Regions from separate parts of the Mus musculus genome. Here region 2 is linked to region 1. The links are chromatin loops, found by intact Hi-C in ENCODE. Cell type or tissue: left cerebral cortex. All regions are shown on one strand. Links, peaks and the distances in the headings refer to the core of each region. The heading gives the core; the rest is flanking DNA.

Region 1 (8,330 bases), core at 185-8,184:
CTACTCGAGACAAGGTCTCCCTATGTAGTCCTGGTTGGCCTGAAACGCCCTAAGTTGACCAGGCTAGCCTCTGCCTCCTAAGTGCTAGGATACCCAGCCATTTTGCTACTTCTATCGAGCACCTCACTTGTTAAGACGATCAATGTTGGTATTAAGCTTTAAACTTTAATGTCAATTTCAAATAGCTATTTAGTTAGGTACAAAACAAGATGGCTTCTTTTTGTATCAGACTTGTCTCAAAGAAGATAGACGTTCATGCCAAGTGTGTTTCTGATAATAAGGCAATCCATTTTAGTATCAACTTCAAGTTAACACTCAAAAATGTAGTTGCCTGCTGACCTTTCATTTAGTAGGTATTTATATTTAAAAGGGGCCAGACTTGGTGTGAGTATTGGGTGTCAGTCACTGGAAGGCAGGTGTGACTACCAAGGGCTTCCTTCATGGAAAGGGAAGTAGAACCTTAATTTTTGGTACCTCATTCTACTAGGAAATGGTATTTATTTTTTAATCCAAGGCTAGCTAAAACCTCAAGAAGGAATCTCAATTTTCTCCAGGTACAATAGTAGAGTCTAAATTATTGAAAAAAATCCCCAAACTATTAACAAACTTCATTTGAGCAGTGGCTGAGTTTCCTTTCCAGCCGTCTCTTTAATATGCCGAATAATCTGGACCCTACACTTTCCCAGACCTTTAATCATTTACAGTGCTCGCTGCTGTACCTACCCATTACGACAATTTAAAAAAACAGTAACACTGTGCCAATTATTTTCAGAAGCCCAGAGATACTAATCAAGAGATCCTAATAGTCTTAAACACTGTTCTCAAAGAGAAAAGATAAATGGAGATTGGGAAACTTGTATTCTAAAGTGCCACCATCTAGATGAAATTACCCTGTGAATTGGAGCAATTTCAATCAGTCCCTATAAAACTGAACATTTTCTCAAGGCTAGAATTAGAGTTTAACTGTAAGATAGTTTAAAGGCCCAAACTCTGAAAAATAAAATGGCTTCCTCCATGGTAAATACAATGGCGAAAGGCAAGCAGTGGAAATGAGGGAGAGTATCAACAGTTTAGAATAGCAATAAACAAAATTTGTTCTACCTTCCCTCCTATCCTGGAACTACACAGACCAGCCTGCCTGCCTCTGCCACTCAAGTACTGGGATTAAAGGCATGAGCTACAACCCATCCTACCTTCATACAAGATCATCATTACTCACAAATATCGTATGCTGCTTAAGTAAAGCCTAGTGTCTTACTACATGGTGTCCTGAGTTTTCTCTCAGTCAATACATTATATACTAAGAATAACTCCAACATTTTCTAAGCATTAGAACCTCAATTATGTTTTATTGTTGGAGGCTGGAGAGATGGCTCAGCCATTAAAGTCTAGGCTTAGAACCAAAAATATAAGAGTTTAGTTCCCAGCACCCATGGCTGTCTCTCCAGCCACACACACACAAAAAAAAAAAAAAAAAAAAAAGAAAAGAAAAAAAGAAAAAAGAAAGAAAGAAAAAGAAAGAAAGAAAAAAAGAAAGAAGAGAAAAAGAAAACAATGTTTTATTGTTGGGTACCATACTTCTAATTAACATACAACACTCACTAACATACAACCAACTGCCTCATAATAAAAAATAAGCCGGGCGTGGTGGCACACACCTTTAATCCCAGCACTCGGGAGGCAGAGGCAGGTGGATTTCTGAGTTCGAGGCCAGCCTGGTCTACAGAGTGAGTTCAAGGACAGTCAGGGCTACACAGAGAAACCCTGTCTCGAAAAACCAAAAAGAAAAGAAAAAAAAAGAAACAAGAAAAAATAAAGCAGAGTAAGTATACAGTTTATTTAATTATCTAACTCACTAATCACTCTTAAAAAGGACTGTTTTCTACGTCCGGAGCCAGGCCGTTCGTTCATAGTTATATCCCAATGTCATATTCACTCTTTGGAAATAAAGGCTCGAGTATTTTAGGAAAGAGTCATCTACTAGGATCCCTTAACGACTACTCAGCAAGATAAGCACTGACTCTCCTTATGTGGAGGAAGTGAGGGCGGATCCAACTCAACTGGGACAGGAAGCAGTAGCCATGGAAGTTCAGAAACAGGAATACCAAGTTTCATGCTAACACAGGGAAAAACATGCTGGTGAATAAAGGCAAAAGAGGAAGTTCTTTTTTGTGACAGGCCATATATTAATGACAAAAATCATCCCCAAAGCTAAAAAGAAAAAAAAAAATCACCTTTTAAAAATTTTATTAGGTTTTTTTTTTTTTTAAAGTATGAATGTCTATGTGCCACGTGTCTGAAGGTGCTCAAAGGGACCAGAAGAGGGCATTGGAACTCCTGAACCTGCAGTGAGAGGTGTGTGAGCCACGTTATGTGGGTGCAGGGAACTGAACTCAAATCCAAATCAATTAAGTGTTCTTGAGCACTGAGCTGTCACCCTAGCACCGAAAATTATCCCCCTTTAAAACAGGCTTGGGTAAGAATTTATTTCCCTAGGTCCACGGAAGCCTGAATTTTGCAATCTTCAGAAAACAAGATACTAATTTGGCTCATGTTTTACACATCTATACAGTTCAATGAGTAGCCTGAAAAACCAGGCCATTTAAGCTTAATATCTCAAAAGTTTGATGATCCAAAGACAGAGAGACACACAACTTTTAATTCCAGCAGTTGGGGCCAGCCTGGTCTACATAGTAAATTCAAGGCCAGTCAGGAGCCTACATATGAGATTCTATCTCATAGGGGAAAAAAGTTTGATTAGTTCAACCATTCTTTAAAAGTGTGTAAGTTTCACAAGCTAAATATATACAGCACTCCTGGGCCGTACAACTTAAAAATGACTAGGATGGCAAATTCTGTTTACCACACAAAAAGTGCTTACTTTAATAAGAAATTCCTTCACATAAAAGCTAATGTTAAGCTGGGCGTGGTGGCGCATGCCTTTAATCCCAGCACTCGGGAGGCAGAGGCAGGCGGATTTCTGAGTTCGAGGCCAGCCTGGTCTACAGAGTGAGTTCCAGGACAGCCAGGGCTATACAGAGAAACCCTGTCTCGAAAAAAAAAAAAAAAGGCTAATGTTAACAATGATCATGAGTCCTCTAAGGCCAAAATTCTCATGGTTACTATTTAATATTTAATTTTTAGCAATGAATTAATTTAATAAGTTTTTTTTTCAAATGTGGAAAAACCCTTCCATCCTGCTCTACAGAGTAAAAAAAGCAGTACTTTCATTTAGTGTCCCTCGAATCATCTAAATTACTTACTGCCAAAACCCCATTAGTTATGGGATTCTAAGAGTACGTTTCTACTTCACCCTATTCCTTTTTTCAGTTGAAGTGAAAAAGCTAAAGCCAGACACTTAGATGAGTAGGGTTCCCTAGTCCCGGGCAGTTGCTTTTTTGGACACTGAGGAAGATGACATTCCACACACCTAGGCCTTCAGCAGGACAGCCAAGCATGCTAAGGTCAACCATTTCTCATCGCTGCTAACCGCTTGGTTGAGCCCTACCACAAAAATCTGACGCGCTCCCGTGAACTCGCCATCAAGTTCTGCTCACAGACGTGTACGGCCCAGGATACTCTTACTGTAGCTTGAGACAGGCCTGGAAAGAGCAGCTAAGCTTGGCTTCACTACGTCTTGGTAAGCGTCCAGGAAAAAAAAAAAAAAGAGACAGGGAGGGAGAGAGGGCTTCAACTTTGCGCACACACGCCCCCCTCCCCCTTTCTTCCTCAGTCACACCTAGCTCTCTTTTCGGAGAACAGTGTTCTCGAAAGATCTACCTCTTCAACTCAAATGTCAAGCCCAGATCAGCTGCCTGAGATCTCGGCTAGCAGAGCTCAACCCACGCCCTCGTCTTCCAGCACCTTCTACCGGAGCCAGCGAGCTGGTCCCCATACAAACTGTCCACGGAGAGCGAGCGAAACCCTGGCTCACGCCTCCGCCCGCAGACAAGCTGCCTCGCAGGGGCGTCTGGCCTGGGCGGCCGCTGAGACCTCAAGGCCCCGCGCCGGGGTCCGGCGGGACTTGGCGGCCCCGGAGCGAGGGATGCGGGAGAGGGGCGGACGCCTCACCTTGACCCTGATCTCGTAGGTGGTGAAGCGGCCCCGGCCGACCCCCACGGTCTGCGGGTTGCTCACGTCGATCTCGAGGAAGTTGCTGGGCGGCCCGTAGGCGTCATTCAGATTCTGCGGCTTGGTGATGAGCCGCCGGGTGTCCGCTACCGTCTCCGCCATTTCGCTGTCGCCGCGGCAGCCGCGGGCTTCTCTCCACCGCCTTCCGCCAACGCCACCGCCGCCCGCCGCGGGGACTCCCGGCTCGCGCGCAGCGAACGGAGACGAACGAGCACGTAGGACGGGTGGGCGTTCGTTCCGCGCGAAGCTCCGCCCCAGGCTGCTCGGGCTTCCGCCCTCTGCCCAGGGAGAAACAGCTGACTGGCCTGAACGCCGCGCCCGGTTCGCAGGCCCCGCGGCGGCCCCGAGGGACACTGCGGGGTGGGGCTGAGGCGCGGCGGCGTCACGGGACTGTGGGCGCCAAGGATATGGGGAGACTACAATAACCACAATGCCTCGGGCGAGCGCGCCGCCGCCGAGTGACGCGCAGGCGTAGTAGGGGAGCTCTGGGGAGGAGGTGTGGGTTTCCGGCTTTTCTGACCCAGCTTCTCTGCGGGGAGGGACTCCGGAAACGATTTTAGCTGTTCTGGCGCAGTGAAGGCAGTCGTTGGGACGGCAGGGAGGAGACAAAACTGCCTATGCTGTAAGACAGCCAATCCAGTGCATCACTGTGATCCCTGGAAATTCATTTCTAGAAACCTTTAATAAACGTCTCAAATGAATCAGTACACATCTGTAATCCTGACCTTTGGCAAATGGAGAGCGGAGAATCAGGAGCTCGAGGCCAGCCTGGGCTACATGAGACCTTATCTTTAAAAACCAAGGGAGAGCCGGGCGGTGGTGGCGCAGGCCTTTAATCCCAGCACTTGGGAGGCAGAGGCAGGCGGGTTTCTGAGTTCGAGGCCAGCCTGGTCTACAAAGTGAGTTCCAGGACAGCCAGGGCTATACAGAGAAACCCTGTCTTGAAAAAAACACAAAACAAAACCAAAACAAAACAAAAGGCTTTTTAGCCAGGCGTGGTGGAGGCAGAGGCAGGCGGGATTTCTGAGTTCTAGGCCACTGGTCTACAGAGTGAGTTGACAGCCAGGGCTACACAGTAGCCCTCAAAAAACAAACAAAAAATGATGATGTAACTCAGTTGGTAGATTGATTGCCTAGGATTCATAAAGTCCTGGGTCCAGTCCCCAAGAAGGACATTAATCCCGGCATAATGTAATGCCAGCACTCAGAAGGCTGAGACTCAGAAGTTTCAAGGTCACCCTGTTCTACACTGATAGATTCGAAGCAGTAAATAAGGGAGTGGAATTTTTTAAACCTGATAAGCTCAAACTAAGGTCAAACAGTGCCTAAAGACTGGTCTGGCCCCTGAAATAAGAAAGCAAAATAAGAAAGACAAGATGAAGGCCGGGAACCCTGTCTGGGTAAGCGGCCACTCTTGTTTCCCACAAATCCTGGTAAATGTGTTTTGTTTTTAAGCGGTAAATCTCAAATTGTACTTGGAATGCTACTTAGAGAAGCCTTTATACAAAATGGAAAAAAGGACCAGGGAAAGACTCAGGAAGCTGAAGGGAGACAGGAAGATAGGGGAGTGCCAAGAACCAGGATACCAGGAGCTAGTGCATCCGGTTGTCAACCCAATACCTGAACAAAGCCATTACGTGGCCTAGGCAGCGTCACGTGACCTTAGAGTCCCTTCAAGTCAGCCTACAAAAACAGCAGTGTAGCACAACCATAAAGCTAGCAAGTTCCAAAGTTAGTTTATTTCCAGAGTACAGGAGAATACAGATCTGAAAAGAGTTGGAGATACGGGCTACTGATTAACAGTGCTTGTCGTGCAAGTACGAGGACCTGAGTTTGGACCCCCAAATTCATGCAACAACAAGACTTGCAGTACCAGTAACTACAACACTGTGGGGGTGAGGTGGGGTGGGGTGGGGTGGGGTGAGGAGATAGGGGAGTCACTCAGGTTTTGAAAACTCTTAGCCTGGGTTGGGGTGGGGTGAGTTGGGGTAGAGAACTACAAAACAAGGAGCTCCAGGCTCAGAGAGACTTGATACTTCAGAGAAACAACTAAGAGTAATGAAAGAGTACATGGATGCTGGCTTACACACAACATGCTTGAGTGCCCTCCCACACACACACACATACACACATAGACACATACACACACATATACATACATAGACACACACATTCACACACACATACACACATACAGACATAGACACACACATACACACACAGACATAGACACACACATACACACACAGACATAGACACACACATACACACACAGACATAGACAGACACACATATATAGACACACACATATACACACATACACACGTAGACACACATAGACACATACATAGACACAGACACACATACATAAACACACACATATACACACATGCACACACATAGACACACACCTACACACACCATGCTTGCTACACACACATAGACACACATAGACACACCATAGTGCACATACATACAGGGGAGAGAGAATAATCTAGAATTAAAGAGAATACAGTGGCTAAGTGAAAGTAACAGTAATTTTGTATTGTCTAGACAAATGCCTAGTTATAATGGCAACAGAAAAAGTTTTAAAGAAACAAACAGAGAAAACAATGAATCTGATTCATAACAATGACCAAAATAACCAAATCTCAGAACTCAGTGGGAAAGCATGTGGACTTCAAGGACACCCTGGGGTACATACCAAATTCAGAGATTTGCATGAGAACTTTTTCTCAAAAACTGAGTTCAAGAGTTAAATTAATAAAGAGAGGGTCTGAATACAGTGTGGTTGGGAGAATGGCTGCCTATCGTGCAATGGGGCCGTGGGGTCGATCCCAGCACCACATTAAATGGCTGTGATCCTAGCACTCAGTGGAAGAAAGAGAAACAAGAGTTCAAAGCCAGCTTGGACACCCGAGACCATGACTAGAAATAATAGGTGCTGGGTTTGGAGATATGTGCCTATAATCCTAGCAGTCAGAAGACTGAGGCACGAAACTCTTCATTGGAGACCATCTTGAGATTCATATTGAGATCCTGTCTCAAAAGAGAGAGAGAGAGAGAGAGAGAGAGAGAGAAAATTGGAAAGTTGTAGAACTTAGAACCTCTAGAGAAGAGTGTCTGTCTTAAACAATGTGGGAAACAACTGTATTAGTTACTCTGAGTTTTTGCTGTGACAAAATGCCCAACAGGAAACAATGTAAGGAGAAAAGGATTTATCTTGGCTCGGGGTTTAAGAGAGCACAGTCTGTCACAGTGGGAAGGCATAGCAGAGGTTGTAGGGGTGGAGGGGCAGACAGGCAGGGGCACACAGCCGGGACTCCTCACAGCTGGGAGACCCGGAAGCAGAAAACAGTGAATGTTGGCATTTTCTTTTCAGTTTTTATTCAGGCACAGCCCCTAATCCATTGGTGGTGATGCTGCTTCCTCCTTCAGTTTAACCTCTTGGGAAACACTCTCACACACTTGTAAAGTCTGTGTCCTTAGTGATTCCAAACCCAGTCAGGGAAGTGGTTGGTTTCAGGACTCCCCGACCTGGGACTGAGGTGCACATTTTACAGACCAAAGCAGACCTGGCCTCCAGTTCTCCCAGCATCCCTCAGTCCCTACCTGGCTTACCCTGTCCCCAAGCTTGAACTTTCCAGCCCAGGGGCTGGACTGCCCTTCCCCCAGAGGCTCCTCCCTATAAAATCCAAATGTCTTGTGCTCTTCTTTTCTTCTCTCTCTGCACGCATGCCCTTTCTTTCTCTCTCCCTTCCCATCCTCCCCTCCTTTCCACATGGCGATTTTCCCTGGCCTAGGTCCTTGGGGCCAGTGAACCTGACCTCCCAAGAGCAGCTTCCCAATAAACCTGTTTTTAATATAATCTAATCTAGCTTGAATTATCTCATTTCACCAGCCGTGAAGAAATAACCTATCAGTAAATGCATAACTTTCAGGATAAAAAATACACAGCAAACTGGGCAGTGGTGGTGCATGCCTTTAATCCCAGCACTTGGGAGGCAGAGGCAGGTGGATTTCTAAGTTCGAGGCCAGCCTGGTCTACAGAGTGAGTTCCAGGATGGCCAGGGCTACACAGAGAAACCCCGTTTCAAACACACACACACACACACACACACACACACACACACAACACAGAGCAAAAGTGTTCTAATGAAAAATGGAGGAAGCCGGGTGTAGTGGCTCATGCCTTTCTT
Region 2 (8,330 bases), core at 74-8,073, 76 kb before region 1:
GCCCCGGGACCGCCAGCATGAGCAAGCCCGCCGGATCAACAAGTGGGTACCGCTCGGGCAGCCGCGGGGTCCTGGCGCGTGGCCTGGGGAGGGCAGGCTGGGAGGCCGGGATGGTCCTTCTGAGAGCTCTGAATTTGAGCCCCAGAGTAATACTCTCTCGGGCTTGTATGTCCGTTGGCCTAGCTCTCTTAGACTGTTGCGTTGGAGCGTTTCGTGCAACTGGGAGAGCAATTTCGTTGCTTCTGGATGCTAGCTCTTCCGGGTCTCCCCGGTGTATCAGGAAGGTTGCGACCCGTGGCAGCCCACCGGTCCAGCCTGCTGTTTCTATTTAGCTGCAGGTGCCGAAGGTGGGAGGGGTGAGCCAGGGGCGGGAACTGGGCCGCAGCTCCAGGCGGCCGCACAATAACGCAGCCGCTCAAAAACTCAGAGCTTGCAGCGCGCAAAAGCAACTCTGCAAAAAGCGGATTTCGAATGGAATGCTTTGCACTCCGTTTCCAGCTATTTCAAATAATCCTGCAAAACCGGGAAGCAGAAACCATTTAAAAGTCACATTTTCCTTAATCCTAAATCCGCGTAGGTCATAACTGGGGAATGTAAAGTATGGCGAGCCAGTCTAGCAAAGAGAGGACCAAATCCCTAATCCCAAGGACTTTCGGAGCGGGAGCCCAGCACCGACAGGAGTCTGCGGCCTGCTCACTCCGGACGCTTCTTCTTCCAGCTTCCTCTCCCATAGACCGCACTGCTGCAACTGATCTCTGTTGACCTCCAAAGACAGGCAGAAGTGCAGGGCAGCTGGGCGTGTGCGAGCACAGAATCTGCAGACCCTCGGAGTGCGTAGGCCTGAGCCGGCGTGGTGGGCGCCTACGCGGTACAACGGTCTCCCCGGGGCTTTCCAGTTCCCGCCTTCCACAGGCCGGAGGCTGGGAGTTCTAGGGTCTGTGTATAGTGCGCACACCCTGAAACTCGCTAGCCACCGGTGTAGTCCCCCCCCCCCCCCATAACATTTTTGGCGCTCTCTGTGAGTTCCTTCCCGCCCCCTCCCCCTTCACTCGCCCTCATTGTCCAGGGTCTTTGAAAGTTGGAAGAGTCTTGGTTACTTCTGGGGACTGATAATGAAGTCTCACTTAGGATGGATGCAGTTCCCGCCTCCACCTCTCGCCCCCGTAAGAAGTGGCTTGTGTTTTCATTTTGTGCGCTTGTTTTGATTTGGGTGCTGAGTTTAAAAACTAGAGTAAAGTGAACGTCAAAAAAAAAAAAACGAAGGAAGGAAGGAAGGAAGGAAGGAAGGAAGAAAGAAAGAAAGAAAGAAAGAAAGAAAGAAAGAAAGAAAGAAAGAAAGAAAGAAAGAAAGAAAGAAAGAAAGGGAAAACGGTCAGAGATAGGGCCCAGGGAAGGAAACTTCACCACAGCTTCAGTGCACAACTGACACTTGGGCAGGACCACGGCTTCCATTAGCCTTGGCCTATCCTTGCCCTGGCTGTTCTGAGCTCTGGAAAGTAGTGCAGGCTCAGAAATAATAATAATAATAATAATAATAATAATAATAATAATAATAATAATAATAATTCTGGGTGAGTATCTTTCCCAAGAGAAACAGGAGACCCTTCCTGCTGCATTACAAACCTGCATGCCAGGCAACACCGAGGTTGAAGGGCCTGGGAGGCCTCCCTGGCACGTTCACCCTGGAACAGCCAAACCTGTCTCTTGAGATTTGAAGCTCGAAGCTTCCATGGAACTTGAAAAGTGGGTCCTCGGAGAAGAGGGAAGGGGTGGGTGCGAAGCTAGGCGTTCAGCTCAGCACCCCAGCCCTGTGAACAAGACAGATGCTGGCTGGCAGACTCTGGACTTGGGAGTCAGGGTGGGCACATGACGTGAGAAGGCAATTTCTGGGGAAAGTTGAGTTTTCTAGCTTATCAAGCCTTGGAGATTGCCCTTGAAGGCCTGGAGACTCCAGTCAGTGCCCGATGGCTTTGAAAATTTTGCTCTCTGGGTGAGGGAGCAGACCCTGCAAAAAGTGCCGCTTCATCCAGGTTTTCAGACCCAGGCTGTGGCCAGCGGAAATTCTGTGGCCCTGCGGTCCAGGCAGTGAGGGGGCTCTGAGAGCAGTGGGGCCAGTCTCGAGGCAGGGAGGGCTTCATCTTACTTGGCTGGCTGGAGAACAGAGCCTTGTTACCCGGATTCCCGCCTGGGTGGTACCAAGACCCTGACCAGTCACCCTTGCAGCCCAGACTAACTTCTTTCAACAGCCTCTGATGGTAATTACAGTAATCGAAGCTGCCATATATCTTTAGGCAATTATGACCCACAAAAAGCCCTGAGGGGACCCCCTGGGGAGGGAAGTTAAGAACCGTTTTCCAGCCTCAGGAAACTCGCTCGACTCACATCTGAGTTCGCTCGGCTTGCTAAAAGAGAAGAGCTACGCCGCAGTCAACCAGCTTGTCTGTGACCCCAAGTCACCTTAACGTGGCTGGTTGGTGGAGTCGGAGGCGTCGACCCTCTATGCCCTGGAATTTTCGCTTCCCTCCCTTCTGTGCCCCGCCCCAACCCAGCTCTCTCTCTGGCTCTCCTTTGCTTGGATGGGGAAGTCAGCCCTTAAGGCCGAGCAGCAAGCCCAAGTGGTGACAATCCGGCATCCTGACCAATGAGCCAGAAAAGGGTCATCCACCTTGAGCTCGTCTTCTCCAGAAATTAGTGACCGTAGGCTCCAATCTGGATGGGAAGCCTGGGTAAGCGGCCCGCCACTGCTTCCCCTTCGGGCTCACCCTCAGTGCTGCCGGGACGAGAAGGGCAGCTGGGGCGACAGTGCTCCTGAGCCCTTAATAGGGGGCCCCAAGCGACCCAGAGGGAGGAGAACTTTGGAAGATCTGAGCTCTGCGTTCTGTTTCCACAGGGAGTGCTGTGCAGCAGAGCTGGTGGCCGCGCAGTCCAGGCGCGACCGTGAGTTGTTTGGGGAGTAGTGACAGGCCCCAGGGGGTGAAGGACAAGAACTACACTTGATTCACCCCAGCCCCTCCCTTCCCCAACACAATCTCCGCTCTTGCCCTGCGGGAGAGGGGGCGCCGAGGCGGTGGCCGCAACGCCGAACGCCTCCCCCGCCAGCCTTTGTCGCCGTCCGAATTCCCATGCTACTCTTTTTGACGGGTCACTGGTGGCTCTATAGGCAGGTGCTGCGGCGGGGTTGTAATTACCCGGGCTGAGCCGGGTCCTTACCGACCTCCCCTTGCCGGGCCCCCCGCACTCCCCCCTCCACCTGAGGAAGAGGAGGCCAGAGCCCGGAGTGCAAGCCACCTCAGGCGCCTCGGGGTTCCCTCGCCTCGGGGCCTCCGCAGACAGCGCCCTCACCTCCCCAGCTCCGTTGGCTCAGCTTCCCACTGCTGCCTCTCCCGCCCCCAATCTGGGTGCTCCCGGAGCTGCTGTGGGGTTCCCACGAGGCCGGAGATAGCCTGGTCCGGAGTTGGAATGCCTTTGACCCGGAGTGATGGGAAAATCAGGTGTTAATTGTTGTTGACTGTATTTTTTTAATGATAATGTTAACACGTTTTATAAATATTCCCATTGTTTACGGAAATGTGTCCTCGTCAGTAGCTTGATTCAGGCACTTGTTGGACTCACGCCTGAGAGAAAACACGCACCCCTTCTTAGTGCCCTCTTCCCAAAGGCCGCCAGGCTTGGAGAGCCCATGCAAAGTTCTCCTGCGTGGGTAGCAATCCCAGACAAATTAGAGCCAGTCAAAAGAAAAAAACAAAAAACAAAAACAACTCCCCTTTCCTCCAGCAGCAGAAAAAAAAAAATGCAGAAGATGCCACCACCACGAAGTGGTGAAGGGAAGAGACCGATGTTTCGGCGGAAAGGACTTGGGGGTAAAGGGGGAGAGGTGACTACCTCTGTCTACCCCAACTAGAAAGCCACCATTTGGCTATCTCTGCTCTTGCTCACACCGGTTACTTCCCTCCCCCTCAACTTTTTTTCTGAAAGAAATAATTTCTCAAACTCGCAGCACTAAGCATTTTTCCATAGGTAAAAAGAAAGTTGGGCAATTACCACTACCCTTATTATCATTAATAATCTGAGTATTAGCATCACAATAATAATCCTAATAATAACAAGCGCCCGGCTCAGCTCAGAGAAAGCTCGATTGCCTTCCAGCTGCCAACCCGGTTCCAGTCGTGTTTGTTTTTCTTCTTTTTCCCTTTTACATTTCAAGTTTGTCTCCTTGCGCGCTCACTAACAACTTTTTTTTCCCCCTGTTAAATGCAAGAGCAGAGGAGGGAGGCAGCCAAACTTTCGGCGGAGCAGAAAGGCAGCGGCGGGCCGAGCTGCTGCCCGGGCCTGCTGTAATCTTTTATTCCAAAATGGGTCTCGGCGATTAGAGGAGACCCAAATACATGTAGCGGTGCATGAATAATGCTTATTGTAGGAAGCTGACACTTGCTCAGGGAAAAAAAGTTTGGCTATAAAATCTCTTCATTATTTGCTTTTACTGCAGCTCCGATGCTAATCCCCTCAGAGGTCAGATTGCTTAGCATCTCGCTCCCCCTCTCCCCTTTCCTCCATCTCCCCCCCTCCTCCCCCGCGCTCCCTCTCACTCTTTCCCCCTCTTCCCGTCTTTCAGGCCGCATTTTAGATATCCCTTGCAAAGTGTGTGGTGACCGCAGCTCCGGGAAGCACTACGGGGTCTACGCTTGCGACGGCTGCTCCGGATTCTTCAAGAGGAGCATTCGAAGGAATAGGACCTATGTCTGCAAGTCTGGAAACCAGGTACTCCCCAGGGTTGAGCTTCGTGGCTCCCCTCTGCGACGTGCCCCCCAGCAATTTCTGCCAAGGCTGCCTCTGAATTCCCTGACCTCGGTCCTTGTGCCTCCTCTGTCTCATCTTTGGGTGGCCCTTTGGCCCTGGAAAGGCCAGATTAGGTTAGAGAAGGCAAATGAGTTTACAGGAGAGAGTCAGAACTCCCACGGTTTTTCTTGGTCACATTTTGACACTGAACAAGGCCCACACCTAGTCTGAAGGCCTGCCCAGAGACTGCAAGGAAGCAAGCAGAAGCCAGCAAGTGGCCCATTGGGCTGCCCACCCTTTGCATTCCCAATCTGAGCAGCAGCCAAGCTCAGTCTTCGACCACTGAGCCATGGCCACCTCCACCTTGAGCTAAGACTCCAGAGTGAACGCTGGCTACTCAAAAGCCATGCAGCACTAGATGCTGGGTCCTTTTGGCTCTGCAGATGCAGGGCTGCTCTGGAAGTAGACAGGTGTAAGGACTCAGAAAAGTGCAGGATTGGCTAGAAGAGAAAGCTCAGAGGAAGTTAGGATCCTAATCAAATTGCCCCAAATGTTCCTTTTCTGCTTACAGGAAGAACCTGCTGAGTTGCATTTCTGTCTGGCAGGGGCTGACCTATCTCACAGACACAGGGCAGTTAGGAAGTGAGCAGAGCCCAACTATAGCTTCCAGCCAGAGCTAAGTCCATTCCCAGGTCAGAGCTAAGTCCATTCCCAGATCAGACTCATGCTCACCTAAGTGGCCAGCTTTCCACTCCACACGTGGCTCATCTTTACATAGAAGCCTCCCCTTCACTCCTCCCAGACTCCTAAGAGTTCCTTGGTCAGAAGGCATCCTCTAGCAACCAAAATAATAATAATAATAATAATAATAATAATAATAATAATAATAATAATAATCCCACTAGTTAATGTATAGAACACAAGTCAACTCACAAAGTCATCTGGCACTAGTAAATTATTGTGAGTTCTTGTTCAGATGGATCACTTGCTCTTACCCATTCCTGATAGATTTTGATTGGCAGCACACACACAAGAAGACATGTGTGGGTAGATAAGTCATTTTGAACACCTCACCTGTTTTCTTGGGCTCTCAGTGTCTAGCTCACCACATCCAGTTGTGGCCCAGAAGCTCCATGGGTCTGACATTCTGTAGAGTGCCAGATCTCTACTTAGAATACTGTTGTTGTTGTTGTTGTTGTTGTTGTTGTTGTTGTTGTTGGGAGGTCTTGGTCTGTAGCCTAGGCTGGCCTGAAACTCACAATCTTCTTTCAACCTCAGGTGTGGGTCATCACGCCAGGCAACATTATCTTACACACCTTATACATGCATCTAACAGACAGAATTGGGAAGTCTGAGGTGTTGTGCTTCCAAGGAGGTGGTCACCAATTCAAAGACATTTATACAGCAGTCCGCAGTGATTGCAAAGAGGTGGTAGCAAACCCATCAGGCCCGTGTCCTCTCCTTGGCAGAACAAATAAAGGTGTCAAGTTGAGGCTCCTACTCACTGGCTCCAGGTCTTTCCGTACATTTGATGGGGCTGAAAAACCCACTTGAGACATTTTGCCTTTAAAGGTTTATCAACATACTGGAGAAGGTATCATTCAAATTGGAGACCCAACTACATTTAATAATAAATCATTTGAAACTCTTTTTTTATTTATTTATTTATTTATTTATTTGTTTATTTATTATATGTAAGTACACTGCAGCCGTCCTCAGACACTCCAGAAGAGGGAGTCAGATCTCGTTACGGATGGTTGTGAGCCACCATGTGGTTGCTGGGATTTGAACTCCTGACCTTCGGAAGAGCAGTCGGGTGCTCTTACCCACTGAGCCATCTCACCAGCCCCATTTGAAACTCTTTACACTGAGCTATTTTACTGCTGGCCAAAGATGCTGTGATGACTTCTAGGAACTAAAAATCCAAGTTCTTCTCTTGTTCTAAGACTATGTAAACACCAATTCAATTTCTTATTAACAGCACTGATGGCATTTAGAAGTCACTGTGAACCTGCATCTACCTTTACTTTAAACAAATCAACATCCTTTGCTTTGGGTTGGTTCAGTGTGTACGCATGCTGAGTATATGCTGTGAGTTACATCCCCAACCCGAGGCAATGGACTTTAATTGGTAAAGAAAATTAGATGAGTTGTTCTTGTGTGTAATTTTCCTCATGGATATTTCAAGATGTAAATATACTCATTCCAACTTCAGTGTTTATGAATATGTAAAACTGTGAGGCAAAATTAAAATACTTTTCTGTGTATAAAGTACTTGTGCAGAAGGCTAGGAATTTCACTCAGTGCTCCCAGCCCTGGGTTCCATCTGAAGTGCTTCAAAACAAAACATATAGATATTATGTATCTATATACATGCCCCCTCAGTAATGACACTGACACACACAAACACTAAAAAGAAACACTATCCAGGCTGGCTGTGGTGGCCAGGAGAAGTAGGAGGATCATAGATTTAAGGCCAGCCTAAGCTACACAGTAAATTTCAGATCATCCTGAACTATAGAGCAGGAAGACTCTGTCGCAAAAACCCCATGATCTGGGGATACAGCTCAATGGTAGACACTGGCCCGGCCCTGCATTCAAAACCAGCGCCAGATAACTAAACAGGGGAGGAAGAAGCCTTACCGCTTATGTTGTTGTTGTTGTTGTTGTTTTCCTTGGTTTTGTTGTTGTTGTTTGTATTTTGAGACAGGGTCTCACTCTGTAGTCCTAGCCACCCTGGTCTCACCAAAATCTGTCTCTGTCCCTCTAGGGGCTGGAATTTAAGTTGTGCACCACCACACCCAGCTAAATCATCTTTTTATAGACTCCCCTCCCCCACACATATACAATTACATAAGACATTTGTTTGCTTATCCTTGTCAGAAAAATATTTGTAAAGCAGCAACTGTTTCCCCCCACTATCTGGCTGATTCTTCACTCTACCTTACCCTCTTCTCTGTCTTCTGCATCTTTCTGAGTTTTCCTCTGCCCTTCAGCTCCGCCCTCCCCCACACTCTCTCTACGGGCCTTTCCCTTCTAAACACCCTGGCTTTAACCCACATTCCAGGGATGGTACGGGCCTTTCCCTTCTAAACACCCTGGCTTTAACCCACATTCCAGGGATGGCTGTTCCCCGTAGATCTAGGTTGAGTGAGACCCGTCCTCAGTACCTCAGGGTTGTCTCTGCTTTGTAGTTGTGCAAGGATGGCTTAACTACAAAAGGAAAGGACCTAGGTGCGAAGAGTAAGTGGTGTCTACTTATCAGATCAATGGGCTCACACGGAGGATGGCAACAAGCAATAGCTACAGGCTAGCTTCCAGCTGAGTTCAGGACCAGGTCGCTGTCTTCGGTCCTGAAAAAAAAAAAGTCATCTGTGCGTTGTTCCGCTACTGTTTGCTTTTTGAGCTCCTTCTCTTGGCCCAAGGATATGATATCTTCTCTTGGTCCGAGAATCAGGAAAAACTTTTCTCTTTGTCCAATAACCTGAGGTCGAGGACTGATCTTCTTGTCTCAACCCTGGGAATCCCAGACACTCACTTACCTGGTAATGCCC

The links. Hi-C counts contacts between places; a loop is a spot of excess contacts. Peaks named below come from ENCODE experiments on the same cell type or tissue, not always from the same donor. Only the 100,000 strongest peaks of a DNase experiment are listed, where the experiment ranks them.
Region 2: it touches region 1 in a loop (8-fold over the local background); 3 of 42 quality-filtered maps call a loop at or near these places.

Annotation. Positions count from the first base shown.
Region 1 is chr10:42,498,234-42,506,563 of GRCm38, reverse strand. It overlaps Snx3 (sorting nexin 3), which reads right to left and starts at 4,510. Exons shown (of 4, transcript NM_017472.4): 1 at 4,072-4,510. The coding sequence starts at 4,233. In left cerebral cortex, for the core only: no CTCF peak of the experiment used is centred there; DNase peaks (open chromatin) are centred at 3,905 and 4,539; H3K4me3 peaks cover 2,237 bases; H3K27ac peaks cover 1,928 bases.
Region 2 is chr10:42,574,594-42,582,923 of GRCm38, reverse strand. It overlaps Nr2e1 (nuclear receptor subfamily 2, group E, member 1), which reads left to right. Exons shown (of 9, transcript NM_152229.3): 1 at 1-42; 2 at 4,613-4,758. The coding sequence starts at 18. Among named protein-coding and RNA genes, the nearest start is that of Nr2e1, 4.8 kb to the left of the region's middle. In left cerebral cortex, for the core only: no CTCF peak of the experiment used is centred there; DNase peaks (open chromatin) are centred at 425, 2,872, 3,376 and 4,319; H3K4me3 peaks cover 2,815 bases; H3K27ac peaks cover 872 bases.